Linked DNA regions of Homo sapiens: region 1 is linked to region 2. Evidence: read pairs that join two places in POLR2A ChIA-PET (ENCODE). Cell type or tissue: GM12878. All regions are shown on one strand.

Region 1 (8,000 bases), 280 kb before region 2:
TCCCAGCACTTTGGGAGGCCGAGGTGGGCGGATCACCTGAGGTTAGGAGTTCGAGACCAGCCTGACCAACATGGAGATACCCTGTCTCTACTAAAAATACCAAAAATTAGCCAGGCTTGGTGGCGCATGCCTGTAATCCCAGCTCTTCGGGAGGCTGAGGCAGGAGAATCACTAGAACCCAGGAGGCGGAGGTTGCAGTGAGCTGAGATCGCGCCATTGCACTCCAGCCTGGGCAACAAGAGCGAAACTCCGTCTCAAAAAAACAAAAACAAAAAACAAACAAACAAAAATACAAAATCATAGCAAAAGTCTTGGCCCATAGCAAGCATCTGATAAATGTTAGTTATTATTAATATTGTAATTCTCTAGTGTTTCTTTGAGCTTGAATAGCCCACAAATCTCTGAGTGTTGTTTGACTCAAACCAGGAGCTACCTAGGTGAAGAAGTTAAGTGAAACCAGCATGGGTAGCCAGAGTTGTCATTTGAGTGTCTGGAATGAAAAGGGCCTCATCAGTGCTTGCTTACGTAATTCATCAATTGAGAGGAGAAAATATATAAAATAGAACTACACAAGAGGAAATAAACATTCAACAGTAAATTAGTACTGGAGGAGTTCCCTATTTCACCTGTTAAAAGACCAATTTTCCCTGCGGAATGAAATAAGGGAAAGCCCTTATCAGTTGGCAACTGACACCAAAACACTACTTAGGTAAGTGGCGTGGGATGAAGGTGTGGAGGTAAACCCTCACTTCTTCCCCACTGTATTGAGGGTCATCTTTCTGGCCTGGTGCTGAGTGGGTGGGATTTAGTTGCCTGCTGTGGCTTCAAGGACTGTTTCTGGAGTCTTCTAGGTTTAAGGCCAGCAGTGTTGCGTGACAGCAGAAGCAGCTTCCAGCGATTTCTTGGCTTCCAGCTAATTCTCTGTTTGCACTTTTGTTATGGCTACTAGTTTAAAACTCCTCCTTTGTTTATTTGTTTGTCAGTAGGTATGTGAGATGAAGTCAGCCCTCAGCCAGGCTCTGCCCTGGAGGGCTCTGCAAGGAAAGGGGTCACTTTACTTCTTTTGGCCCACTGGGTGGTAAGTCTGAACTGAGGCCTTTCTTTATTCCATCTCAAACAAGCAAACAAAAAAAGAAACCTACAAATAAGGAACTTTTCAGAGCAGCAAAGACAGGAAGAATTGGCCTTCCCATCTTTGCTGCTCTGAAAATGGCTCAGTTGAAAAATCTGGGCCGTTGAAAAGAAAACAAAAGCCCTGAGTTAATTGCAGAATAGGACAGGTCTGCACCCCCTTCCCAGTGCAGGTGACCTTGGATGAGACTGGTACCAGCTCAAACCTCTTCCTTTGTGTGCTCAGCCAGCCTTTGAGATGTGTCCCCACCAACAGGTGTCAGAATGAATAACCCTTAAGAGGCAGGTCTACCAAAGGGAAACCCTGGAAGTCCAGAAGATTTGCTTTCTCAATGTTAACTACAGTGTTTTAAAGAGCCTTGAAGGTCTGATAAAAACCCACTATCACTCCCTGTGGCTTGTCAAATTTCTACTCTCATGAGATAAGAGGGTCTAATGAAGAGAACAAGGGCTTTGGACTCCACAGAGCTTTGGTTCCGTCTCTCCATGTACTAGTTTAGGTGAGCTACGGCCCATGATTTAACTTCTCTTAGGCTCTCATTCATTACCTGGAAATACTGGAAATAATACTAATGTATTAAAAATAATAATAAGTGTATTACAAGGCTGCTGTGAAAAATGAATCTGAGCTAATAGATGACAAGTACTCAGCAGAGTGGTCCAGGATAACCCTTGATCAAAGTTACACATTGATCACCAGCTGGTAAACTGCATACAGTAAACTGGCCCTTTCAGACTGGCCCTTCACCTACGATGGCCCTCAACTTGCAAAAAATTCTTGGTTGGGACTTCACATGGGGCCTTCCAGAAAGGAAGCAAAAGTAGCAGCCTATTAGCATACAGTGGGCCAATTTCTGTGGTTAAGTAAATAAGTTACTAAAAGCATAATACCTGCCTGGGAGCTTTCTGGTAGCTGTTTGGAATTGAAGGAGTAATATAATAATTGTCATAGGAATAAATATCCTAATTCAGGCAAATAAGTGAAACCTCTCAAGTTTTATTATTCACTTCCAAAAAACTTGATGTACCTGAAACTTTAAATATACAAAACCAAGAAGTAGAATCCAAAGGCTAGAATTTCCCCTGACCTTTGTTATGGTAAATCTCATACTTCAGATGCTAAGCATATCAGATTCCAATATACAACAAGTTGAAAAATGAGACATAAAACAAATATGATTTGGGGTGGGGATTATTTCTCTCAAAGACAAAATTGCTAAGGAATAATGGTGTGATACTCTGCCTCAAAGAGTTAAAGACTACTTCATGGAGAGATGTAGTAACCAGTTTTTATTTCACCATTCACAATGTCACTCATTGAGTCATTTATAAACAAAAGTGTTTATTCTGTTTTATGTACTGTGTGAGATGTTGGGGATACAAAGCTGAATTAGACACAGCATTGAACGTGGCCTCAGCCCTCCAGGAGCCATCACAGCTAACAAGCCCACGTGCTGCAGTGGGACAGTGGCCATCCGGATACACTGTGGCCAGAGCTGAGGGGAGGGGAGCTCCCCTCTCACCAAGGGCATCAGGAAAGGCTTGATCATGCACAAAAGAGCTTTTGAGTTGGCGCTTAAAGAAGGAACAGAGTTTGCTGTAAAGAAAAGAGAAAAAAAAATTAAAAATCCAAGCAGAGAGAACAGAATGAAGGTATAAAGGTACAATAGGTGGTCCAGGTATAACAATGGTAGATGAAGCATAGTGTGTGTGTGTGTGTGTGTGTGTGCATGCACACACACCAAGTGGGATACAGGGCTGAGAATATGGGTAGCCAGAATCCACTGTGAGAAGTTTAGAACAAACGAAAAAAGAGGAAGACACAAGTGTAAAATGTAAGAGGAAGATGAGTTCAACAAAGGCAGGAATTTCTTTCAAGACACAAATACCTGGAACATGAGGAGAGGGAGTATCTCAGAATGCAGATCATTCCTTGATGAACCCCAGGACCAGATAAACTGTGGTAGATTGTGGTAAATTGGTAATAAATTGTGCTGTGTACCTGCTTGGCCTTCTTTAGTCCTCTACCTACAGCTGTACGCAATTTTTTTTTCTTTTTTGAGATGGAGTCTTGCTCTGTTACCCAGGCTGGAGTGCAGTGGCACGATCTTGGCTCACTGCAACATCTGCCTCCCGGATTCAAGCGATTCTCCTGCCTCAGCCTCCTGAGTAGCTGGGATTATAGGCGTATGCCACCACCATGCCCAGCTAATTTTTCTATTTTTAGTAGAGACGGGGTTTCACCATGTTGGCCAGGATGGTCTTGATCTCCTGACCTCGTGATCTGCCCACCTCGGCTTCCCAAAGTGCTGGGATTACAGGCATGAGCCACCGTGCCCGGCCCTGTATTATAATCTTATGGGACCATGTAATATGTGTGATCTGTCGTTGACTGAAACTTCATTATGTGGCACATGACTGTATTCGATCACAGAGGCAAAAAACTTGCCATTAAATTGAATCTACTTCCTCTTGTGAGATTAATCCCTTATGCTTTCAGCTAAAATGGAATATCTGGTAGAGATGGGGTTTCACCATGTTGGCCAGGATGGTCTTGATCTCCTGACCTCTTGATCCACCCGCCTTGGTCTCCCAAAGTGCTGGGATTACAGGCGTGAGCCACCATGCCTGGCTCTCAGTGCAAACTTTTGAAGGTAGGGTAGAAATTTAATAGCAAGCAGAAACAAAAATATTAAAAAAAAAAATGTGCACCTAAAGGGGCACCCTAGTAACTCCAGTGGTTTTGCCTGGGTGATGATGTGAGATGTTATGGAATAAGTACACACCTTTTTTTTTTCCACTTTGGTTTAATTATTAAAAGGATGTTTTTTGTTGTATTCTTGATTTCAACAGGCATACATGTTGTGGTTCAAAATATGGAGATGGAGGCTTAAAGAAGGAAATGAAACTTTCTCTGTATATTTTATACATAAAACATAGGAGATGCTCTTTTAAATTAGCTTTCTACTTTTGCTTTTGTGCTTCCAAATGGTTTCTCATTGAAGAGATCAGAAAGAAAAGATTCTTTTATATTTTGTTGTAGTTCTTATATGTTTTTAGTTTTCATATCTAACTCTTAAGTCCATACTGAATTTGTTTTTAATGAATGGATCACCTGAGGTCGGGAGTTTGAGACCAGCCTGACCAACATGGAGAAACCCCATCTCTACCAAAAATACAAAATTAGCCGGGCGTAGTGGCACAAGCCTGTAATCCCAGCTAGTCAAGAGGCTGAGGCAGGAGAATCGCTTGAACCCAGGAGGTGGAGGTTGCAGTGAGCCAAGGTCACACCATTGCACTCCAGCCTGGGCAACAAGAGCAAAACTCTGTCTCAAAAAAAAAAAAAAAAAAAAGGTCTTACATAAGGTAAACTCACGGCACATTTATGAGCCTTGGGCCTATTTTTCCCTTTAAGCTAATCATTTATCCTTCCCCTTATCGTAAGTTTTGTCCATTTCCTGTTTTTGAGTTATGAACAGTCGGGCCTGTGTTTCCTGGGTGGTTTTCCTGCAATCATAATAAAGTATGATTGTTAAAGCCATTCCTCCTGTTCCTGTTATTTCTGTCCCCCAGTTGGCTAACAGAGCCTAGGACTTTTGCCCCACTGGCTACCTCCTCAAGTCTGCTTGTGTTGCCAGCAGTTTAGAAACGAGAACGTGGTCTGTGGAAAGTGCCCCCCATTTGGATCCCTCTGGAGGTTTTTAGCAACAGCTGGACCTCTCTGACACATTCCGATGCAGGATCTCCTGAGGACCTTGCAAACTGAGGATGGGGTGGGACTATCCCAAAACATATCACCCACCCACTCCCATCCCTTGAGCAATGACAGGGCTTCATTCATTCTTAAGCAAACGGTGTGCTCCAGGATACAGGGATGAATGAGATAGAGTCCCTGCCCCAAGGTTCTCATTCGCCCTTCTAGAATGCTTCAGAGGATCTGCCTACTTGAGCAACCTCATGAGGTGACATCATGGGAATCTGCACAATCTCATTCCATTTACTCACTAAATATTTGTTGAGCTCCTACTGTTTGCCAAGAACTGTGCTGGGTGCTGGAATACCAGGTCTCAAGGAGCTTGTTGCTGAATGGAGGATAAATAGGCGGTGACAGTGAGATAAAAGCCCAAGTAGGTGAAAGTGTTAGACCTTAGATGTTAGGAGTTTCTGGGTTATTCAGTCCAGCCTGCCAGGGGCTTATCAGCTGCATTAACAACAGCATTTCTTTTACATTCAAAGTAATAGCAAAGTCAGTGGTAATCTAGTGCACCTGAGATTCTTCAGCGTCACTCTAAACTCCCTTCAGACCCAACTTTTAGAGGTACAGAGGAAATCAGCTGGGGCAAATGAATGAATGGTTCAGAGATTTAAAAGAAGTAAGGGACGAGTAAATAATTGGGTCCACTTACCCAGGAACTGTGACTGGCTGCTTGGTTTCCTAGCAGTCAAAGCCAACAGCCACAGCCTGGGATGGGATAACACAAGCCAGGCACCAAAATAAATTTTTTCCCTTTTATCTCAGTGACCCAAATCCATGGGCCCCACTGATGTTTGTTTTGACTTCTTGGCTCTGAAGCCTAGGGCAGTTCTTGTGTGGTAGGCTGTTTGGTTGACAAATCTTTTAATGGACAAATTAGCAAGCTCCTTATGTGCTCACATATTAGCAGACCGCCTTCAGCCATGCACAAAACACTGGAGAGTAGGCTGTCCCCCTCACCCCAAACTGCAACCAATCCTTGATTATTCTACAGATAAAGCTTGGAATAACCTCAGATCCCTCTAGTCAGTTGATGGGAAAAAAAATGCTGTGTTAAGGATTGTCCATTTTTATTTTAAGGAAGGGAAAGGAAAAATACAGGAGGGTAAAATAGAAGTTATGGATGTAGCTGCTTTTTAGCAACCTTCCAAGCACATTTTCTGGAGGAAATTCAAAATTAAAATGAGATTTTAAGATTTCTTTTGCAATTTTATGGCCCCTGCCTTTTTTTGTTCTGGGCCACAGCATGATGAGTAATGAAGAGTTGGTTTTAGAACAGATCTTTGCTTCTCGCCAACCCCTTTTTTTGAGATATTTTCTTCAACCCCTTTTTTCCCATCAACTGACTTCAATGCTGGCTGCATGGCCTCCTTTGTAGCTCTAACACCCCAACCTCATTCCCCAAAGAAATAAGTTCTCTTGTGTCTGATAGTTCACACATTTTAACCACATAGTATTGTCCTTCTAACATAGGGGTTGAGGTGAGGTAGGGGATGATGCCTGTCTATGACTCCATCCTGTTGCTATCTGACGCCTCTTCCTCAACTCCAATCTGCCAGGCAGATTAAAGTACAGGGTTGCACACTATTACATTGTCAAAGATAATTCAAATCTCGTCCTTGAAGCTTTTCTACCTTCCCTTCAATTCATCACCACTTACAGTAACTATTGACTCTGCTCAAGGCTGAACGTGAGCTTCTGGGAAAGGGAAAATACCAAAGACGAATGTTTCCAAGCAACAGAGAGATCCAGATACATTTAGTGCTTCCCGAGACTCAATTTATTTATATGTAAAATGGGATAATCCCCCACTTCTAACACTGTTGTAAAGATTGGAGATAACATAAGGGCATTCTACTGAGCTTTAGAAGTGGAGGCACTCAACAGTTAGTAGCCATTTGCATTATCATTGTCACACACATCAATTTCTACTTTTAAAGTTGTGGCCCAAGCATCTCTGATCCAGCAAGAAGAAGGTCCAAGCAACTGCTCTGTGTCTTCTTATAATTGGTGACACAAGTAAAAGAAACAGAGAGAAGGGGGTTAGGGGGAACCCTCTAGTGGAGAAGTGAGTGAAAATTACCCCAACTCCCATTTCTTTTTTTATTTTTGTGATGGAGTCTTGCACTGTCGCCCAGGCTGGAGTACAGTGGCGTGATCTTGGCTCACTGCAACCTCCACCTCCCGGGTTCAAGCAATTCTCCTGACTCAGCCTCCCGAGTAGCTGGGATTACCGGCGTCCACCACCACACTCGACTAATATTTTGTATTTTTTAGTAGAGACCGGATTTCACCATGTTGGCCAGGCTGGTCTTGAACTCCTGACCTGGTGATCCGCCCCCCTCAGCCTCCCAAAGTGTTGGGATTGCAGGCATGAGATATTGCACCCACCACCCTCCCCCATTTCTATTCTACCTGGCTGCCTTAAAAAAAATCATATTTCATATTCCTTTCTTAGCTCCACCACTTTTCTCCCTCTGTCTTCTCACTCTGTTCTCTGCTCTGCTCCCTAAGTTGTCACAAGAACAATTTGTTATCTAGGTCCCCAGTGAAAAGAGCCCTGAGTCAGTCACCTGCACAGGAAGCCGTCTGAGCACCACAGCACAGGAGGACGGGCAGGCCTCATGGGTGAGTGTGCACACACAAGCCTTCCCAGGATGCCCTTGGCTTGGAATTCCATTTTCCAGAGTCCAATTATACAGACCCAGGGAAGAGGCCAGACCCACCCTCTCCTCACTGACTCCCTTATGAAGAATTCTTGAATAAAACAAAACACATCAGGCAGGGCACGGTGGCTCACGCCTGTAATCCCAGCACTTTGGGAGGCCGAGGTAGGTGGATCACCTGAGGTCAGGAGTTCGAGACCAGTCTGGCTAACATGGTGAAATCCTGTCTCTACTAAAAATACAAAATATTAGCTGGGCGTGGTGGTGGGAGCCTGTAATCCCAGCTACTTAGGAGGCTGAGGCAGGAGAAAAGCTTGAACCCGGGAGGCGGAGGTTGCAGTGGGCCGAGATCACGCCACTGCACTCCAGCCTGGGCGAAAACAGTGAGACTCCCTAGACAACCTCATTCATTCCATATGTGTTTATTAATTACCTACCTTGTGTCAGGG
Region 2 (8,000 bases):
TTATCTTGAGGTTTAGGGTTAGAGTATAGTGTTCTAGATAACACAATAACACAATCACATTACAAATTACTCAAATTATTCATTGCTGTTGGTTCTAAATGTTTAGCGGGAATCCCCACCCAACCTCTGTACCCCGCCCCCCAAAAAATGTAGGATAAGAAAGTATGAATGTTGGCTGGGCGCAGTGGCTCACGCCTGTAATTCCAGCACTTTGGGAGGCCGAGGCAGGTGGATCACTTGAGGTCAGGAGTTGGAGACCAGCCTGGCCAACATGGCAAAACCCCATCTCTTCTAAAAATACAAAAATTAGCTAGGTACAGTGGTATCAAATTCTGTAAGTGGTTATAAACATGTGATGGTCTAATAATAATAATTCCAATTGAAATAGCCTGGAACAAGATACTACTGGTGAACAATATAATGTTCAGCTATTTGGGAGGCTAAGGCAGGAGAATTGCTTGAACCTGGGAGGTGGAGGTTGCAGTGAGCCAAGATTGTGTCACTGCACTCCAGCCTGGGCAACAAACAGAGTGACACTCTGTCTCCAAAAAAGAAAAAAAAAAAAGTAAGCATGAATGTCTATGTCTATGCGTCTCACATAAAGCAGCTGTTAACTACACAGAGCAAGGTACTAAATCAATACATATGTACATACTTACATAGATATTTACATGCATACATGCATGCTTGGTAAAATTTTCTTTTGCAAAGCTTACTAGGTCAGCCCCACGTGACTTGTATCAAGAGACCAGGAGTCTAGTTCCAGCAATACCATCACCAGTACGGAGCTGTTTGCGCCTGGGCTGCTTGCCCAAGCTGCTGGAGCCACACCTAGGAAACATGGAAAATCTACCCCCTGCCTAAAGCTTCCATTCCAGAACTTACTACCCCAAAGTAAAGTATTTGTTCAGGTTGTCTATCTTTTAGGCTAGACTTTAAGGGCAACAGCCATATTTTATTCATTTTTATATCTCTAATATCTAACGCAATATTTGTTCCAACAACAACAACAAACATATTTTGAATCAATGCTCTCCAGGTTCCTTTCAGCTATAAGATCAATGACTCTAGGATTTTAAGAGTCAACTTCAAAAGAGCCAGCCAACTTGGGAGTGGAACTAAAATGTAAATGACATCATCAACCCCTTTAACTTCCTTTTGACAATTTCTATTTCTCTAAACACATGACTGGATGAATGCTATTTTCAAAACACTAACATTTGCAGAATTACCACTAAGCACTTTATAAATGCAGTATATATAAATTTTACACTTTTTTTTTTTCCAAATCACTGGCAATATTGACACTGACAAACACTCTCAGACCAAAGCCCCCTTACATGACAGCAGCATTTTGGTTTGAAACAATCAGAATCAATCTGATTACCTAGATGCCTTCCTTCTCACACTAAAGCGATGTGACAACTCAACATGCTGGCCTCAGGGACTTATGTACTCTAAACATCTGTTTAGCAAGAAAGCCACAATTGGTTTTCTTTTTTTCAATTACTCATGCAAGTCAAAAGGCTATGGGGAATAAAATATTTGAGTATTTGTTAGACAATAAGAAGTAATCTTTAATGAGTGCAAACTACATGCCGAGTGCTACTCTAAACGTTCTTCCCCAAAATGATGCACACTATTCTTCACATTTTACAGTTACTGTATTACTATTAGAAAGGATTCTACTGACTCCCCTCCCATTGTCCAAATAATTATTAAATTTTATATTCATCATTCTAATCTATTTAGAAAGAGTTATAATATCAAATATTCAAGAAAGAAGCCTCTTAACCAATCCTGAGCATATCAGAAGAGCCTACTAACTAGAATACCCCAGAACATCAAAGTTAGGAGATACCAACTGATGGTGAAGCTTTAGAATGAGTTACTTCATGAGACTATAACACAGTCATCATCTCTGAGAGTCTTTGATAAACAGAAAACAGAACAATGGAGGTAACCTCTTCAAGTTCCTCTTATTTCTGAGATTGCGGAATCTGCAGATTAATATCAAGATCATCTCTAGACCATATACCATATACTCACATGCAAAACTACCAAAAAAGGGGTAAGGAGGAAAATATGCATTTTTTCTAAGTATCTAGATTACTGACTGCCAACCATTTCAAGCATGAGGTCTTCTTTCCAACAAACAATGCTATAGTCCTCCAGGTGACAGTAGTTATATTTTTACTATCTGTTGATTTAGCAAACATATCAATAATAAAAATACAGGCAATACTTTTAAATGCACCTGTTATTTCATCAGTCACAATAGCATCTATATTCATTAATTTAAAATACAGTTGTACTCAAGTATATAAAAAGACTAAAATATCATCACCAAGTTAGAGCTCCAGAATATAAGGATAGCTTTGTCATCAGAAAAATCTATGCTTACAATTCATTATACAGACATGTTAAACCAAAACACTGATAAAAATTCCATACCCAGACTAGGCAACATGGTGAAACACCATCTCTACCAAAAAAGATTTAAAAAATTAGTCAGGTGTGGTGCTGCACACCTGTAGTCCCAGCTACTTGGGAGGCTAAGATGGGAGGATCACTTGAGCTCAGGAGGCAGAAACTGCAGTGAGCCAAGATCATGCCACTGCACTCCAGCCTGGGTAACAAAGCAAGATTCTGTTTGAAAAAAAAAAACAAAAACAAAAAACCATACCATTATTTGCAAAATACTCAAAAAGTTATGATTAAAATAATTTCCAAAACTATGTAAACAATGTCTGAGAAGCTAACTTGTATTTAACTGTGAACTACCAGAAGCATTGCCATTAAAGTCGCGTTTTTACCAATGATAGTATTTGATACTTCACTAGAGTCCTGGACAATGTAATAAAATTACAAAAAATTTAAAAGATGCATAAAAATTGTAAAGAAACAAAATCATTTTATTTGCAGCTGATATGATAATCTAATTAGACAAATCCCCCCAAAATCAACTGAATCGATAAGAATAAGAATTCAGTAAAGTGGCATATTCAAATTCAACTTACAAAAATTGATAACTTTAATACACTTTCAAATGTACAACAAATAAATGAACAAAAAAGTACATATACAGAGATAAGGCAAATGTGGCAAGACATTAACTGCTATGAATTCGACTGAAGGAAACACAGATTATTATTATTAATATTAATCTTTCCACTTTTCCTTAAGAACATCATACTACCTCGAGTCTAAGGCTCTATACAACATAGTAAGTACATTCAAGACACTTCCTTCATCTTCAAACCTCACATTGCCCAGTAACACACTAGTAATTTATTGATCCTATTTCACCTCCAAATAAATCCCAAAGACATTTAAACTTATTTTCTGCTCCAGACTCTTCACTTCCGCTTCTTCATTAATCTTTTTTTTTAACCTTAGTTTCTCTATTCCAGCCTTTTACCAGATCAAGGATAAAACTAGGGCCCCTAGAACAAGTGCCTAGAGCCATTTAATCCAATATATGACTTCTGCTACCTAAGGTGCTGAGCAAGCGCATATAAAATAAAAGGAGCAAATAACAGCTCATCTTTTGCACGAATATTACATATAGTACAGTTCCCCAAAATGATGCACACTAGCCTTCCATATCTCCCTGTGCTCACTTTATAACAGCACTAGCTTAATAGAACACTTGTCTTGGGCTTTATGGACCAAGCACGTTTATCTCCATCATCTTGCTGATTTTGTTTAACTTGCTTTGTGAGCAGGGAAAGGCTCTTTTAATCATAGTGATGAAATCTCATGATTCCAATCCAGGATGCTGGCAGAAATAACTCAATTTGTATCCTGAAATTTGCTAGCTTAGAAAAAAATTCCAGCTCAGAAATCAAATATCCAACCAAAAGGATTAAAGATTTCTTCTCCTGTAAACTGGATATTGGTGAGAGAAAAACATATAAATACCATGTCCATATTGTATCCTCCGGTTTGTGCCAACTGGTCAGATGAGGCATTGTGGTTTTCTATTTTAAATAGAAACAAAAAAAGATAACAAAATAATGACTTTTTATTTTTTTTTTGAGACGGAGTCTCACTCTGTTGCCAGGCTGGAGTGCAGTGGCGGATCTCAGCTCACTGCAACCTCTGACTTCCTAGTTCAAGGGGTTCTCCTGCCTCAGCCTCCCGAGTAGCTGGGATTACAGGCACGTGCCACCATGCCCAGCTAATTTTTGCATTTTTAGTAGAGACGGAGTTTCACCGTGTTGGCCAGGATGGTCTCGATCTCCTGACCTCGTGATTCGTCCGCCTTGGCCTCCCAAAGTGATGGGATTACAGGCGTGAGCCACTGAAAATCATGATTTTAACTGAAGAATTTTCTTTCCTGTTTAGATTCCTCAAGTATACATTCTAAAAACATACTATAACTTTAGGTTCGTAATGTTTATTGCAAGTATAATTCTATAATAATGTATTAATTACTTAGTATTATACTTTCCCACTAGGCAGTAAACTCTACAAGAGCAGGAACTTGCCCATCTTGTTCTGCACAGAAGTCTGACTACCTAGCGAGAAGACAATCTACATCTCACGAGAAACTGAATGAAAGTAGATCAAACTGAAGCTAACAAAGGTAACTTTCTAAAATGGGTATTTAACATGTAGATAATTTTTTCCTTAGAAGTATTTCAGGATAAACATACAAATGAATATCACAACCCTGAATTAGGTTCTTCTCAAATGCTCAGATTTTTTAATGAGCAAGAAGCACAACATCAAATAATATGCTATGTCATGAAATCATGTATGTTAATCAGAAAAGTGAAAAAAGAGGTTCCACGATAACCAAATAAAATGGAAACAAACTAATAACAGCAAAAAAAGTTCATTATGGTGAAGTCATGTGATACAATATTATGCAGTCATTTGAAACTGATGTTTATAGGGAATTTTAATGACACCGAAAAATACTAGTAATAGATAATATTAAGGGGAGCATCCCAAAAGATATACTGTATGATGCCAACTGTGCTTTAAAATTCATGTGTAGTTATATATTCATATGTATATGTGTGTAAATGTGCATGTATATATAGTCTAGATACATATGTAGGTATATGCATATATATCCATATGTATACATATAAATGAAAGATATCAAATTGTTAATAGTAGTTATTTCTGGATGGTACAGTTATGAGTGACTATAACTTCTGTATGTGGATCTTCCAAATTTTCTGAAACAAACATATAGTGTATGTTTTCTTGTAAATATACCTATAGACTATATACTGTTTTTCATACCATAGTTTCCACAGCATAAACCTTGGTATCAATCCAATTATTTGCAGAGTCATCAGGCAAATGAGTGAATCAAATGTAATAATCCCAAATATCTTGAGTTGGCATCACAATTGACAGATTAAAGTAAATAAACACAGAGTGGGCATGTTTTATATGTTGCTGAGAGTTATGGGCAATGCGAGCCTGAAAGCTATTAGCTTTCAAATATGACAGACTATTTGAAATGGAGAAGGGAAAGATAACCTACGTTTCTGATACTAACAAGTTGTAGCTCACATTTCCACATGGAGAAGGATCAAATGTACGTTCCCTTTCTGTTATCCTATTTGTCATATTCTTTATTGAAAAAAATAATGACCTTAAGTAAAAGATACGTTATGTACCAAGATGTTCATCCTATTTATTCTGGAAAAGGGCTGAAAGCCACCATATAACAGAGCTTGGCAGATTTATCTCTAGGGTTCTCTTGTCAATTTCTGTTTTGTGGGGGAAGGGGTTTGCTATGATTGAGAAAGGAAAATTAATGTTTTCTTTTCTCTCCAAATATATCCTAGCTTAAGCAGTACACAGCCCCCAACAGAGCATCCCCCTATCCCACCTCCACTTTGGTTTCAGTCAAGACATGGAATCAATTCTGCCCTTACCTAGGGCTATGGACTCAGAACTCCCCCACACCATCTCCACAGGGCCTCAGAATATTTCTATTAGTCTTTTGCCCCTTAAGACTCACAGGTACCTATTTATGTTTTTTTTGTCATATCCTAAAATTTTAGTTAATTTATAATTAATGGTGTTTTCTTATAATAATTTTCCATGGCTTATAATACATTTCTATACTGCTTCTCTTATTTGTATCCTTGGTAAACTTTATCTTCTAACTTGACTAGAAAAAAATCCCACTCTTCTTTTAAACAAACCACAAATTGACAGTCAGGACATCTCAATGTTTAAAGAACAGCAAATAAAATTTGGCTATATATGCCACAAAATATCCCTACACACACACAGACACACACACACACATGAACAGCATATTGGGAAATATTTATAATAATTTTATACCTTGTCTACTGCAAATCTTTATAATGAACACCATATACTATGGACATGTGTTATATTTTCCCCAAAACAGATGTAAATTAAAGCAGCTGCTCAGAAAGTCTTCCGATCTTGAAGAAAATTATAGCTGTGAAGTGTAAAGGCAAATACTCCAATTACAGGAACTACACAGCTTTGCAATAATGACAATCAAATTATTTTAAAAACTGTGATGAGAATCCCCGCCCAACCCCAAGAAATTACTTTCTGAGCATTTGCTACAAGTCTCCAAAAGATAGCATTTCCTAACCATTTTAGCCTGCATTTTTAAAGCACAGGAATGATTGTTTTATCAATTAAAATTTCTAGTTTACAGATGGTTACCTAGTCTTAATCTGGTGAAATTAGAACCTCAGACTTCATTTTAAGACAAGAAAAGAAAGTAAATTGTGGTAACAAGGTACACTGGGAACAGTAAGAATTTGTTTTCAGACAAAACTGAGGCTCAATTCCTAGTTTGGCCATTTACTAGGTACATGATACAAGGCAAGAGACTCCAACTCTCCAAGTCTCAGCCTCTTTCATAACAAAAAATTAAATAGTGCTATCTGCCTCATAAGATAGTTTTAATTCCTGAAAGAGATGACTGATGGAACACACCAGACACAGAGTAGATACTCAATGTATGTTAGCTCTTGTACCCTTCTTCACAAATACTACAAAATTTTCCAAACTGACCAAATAACTTTACACACATAAGGTTCGGACACTATTGTAACAGTTTCATGTACTATTGGAGGTATATTTAGAACATTAATTTTTTAAATGATGTTTAAGAAAGTTAAAATGTATTAATAAAAACCCTCAGATATTCCATCATGCTCTACAAAGCTATCTCTAGGTGGCCCTCTAAGTGGCTTACTTTGGGTGGTTCCAGTAAGATGCATTTCATTATTTAGATGTCTCCTTGTTGAGTAAATATAAGGTGAAGTAAAAGAATCAATACATTCATCATCTGCCTGTATACATATGCCGTGGTCTTGATTCCGTAAGAAGACATGTCTTTATTCATCTAAAGCCATGTACAAATGGAAGTAGAATTTCCAAAGACTGCTTTTAAAATTAAAGGCATGTTTCACAAGTTAGCAAAAGCCGTGCAGCCTCTTAGATCTCTGTATTGGCTAACCACACACCACGACATGCTATCCTCAGTTGGAAAGTCCCCCCACACAGTATGTAAACTCATTTTGAAACTGGAGAGAACAGTTCCTCCTATAACTCATCTGGGCAAGTTTATATAAAAGAATAATTTTTCAGAAAGCCACAGAGGTTCTCTCCCAAGATTGCTGAAGTATAATTATGGACAAGTGTAAATATGGAAAGAGAAGCTGACTAAAAGTAAAAAGCACAGTGAATAAGCGTTTATAAAGATTTATATAAAAAGAAACAAAAACAAATAAAAACTTCAGCCCACCTAATAAAGTAATTTTAGTAATACCCATTCATGTACCACCCTCCCCACCACCTCCCTTCCCGAGAAACAAAAAAAATGGTTAGACTGCATGTTAACATGTAAAGATACCTGTATCTATTTATATTTTATCTATATATTATATTTAATTAGGGTGAAATAATAAAATGCACTAATTATATAGTATTTACATACATACACTATGTATACACACACATAGTAAAGGCAA

The links. ChIA-PET counts read pairs that join two places held together with the same protein. Peaks named below come from ENCODE experiments on the same cell type or tissue, not always from the same donor. Only the 100,000 strongest peaks of a DNase experiment are listed, where the experiment ranks them.
Region 1: POLR2A ChIA-PET joins it to region 2 with 6 read pairs; 2 of 35 experiments call an interaction of 5 or more read pairs at or near these places.

What each region holds. Positions count from the first base shown.
Region 1 is chr6:12,329,261-12,337,260 of GRCh38, reverse strand. No RefSeq gene overlaps it. Among named protein-coding and RNA genes, the nearest start is that of EDN1, 43 kb to the right of the region's middle. In GM12878, a CTCF peak has its summit at 1,371; DNase peaks (open chromatin) are centred at 491, 1,412 and 1,936; H3K4me3 peaks cover 229 bases; H3K27ac peaks cover 1,469 bases.
Region 2 is chr6:12,051,511-12,059,510 of GRCh38, reverse strand. All of the region lies in intron 2 of HIVEP1 (HIVEP zinc finger 1), which reads right to left. Among named protein-coding and RNA genes, the nearest start is that of HIVEP1, 43 kb to the right of the region's middle. RefSeq lists enhancers at 7,236-7,315, 7,336-7,385, 7,416-7,685. In GM12878, a CTCF peak has its summit at 7,214; a DNase peak (open chromatin) is centred at 7,480; H3K4me3 peaks cover 1,515 bases; H3K27ac peaks cover 2,929 bases.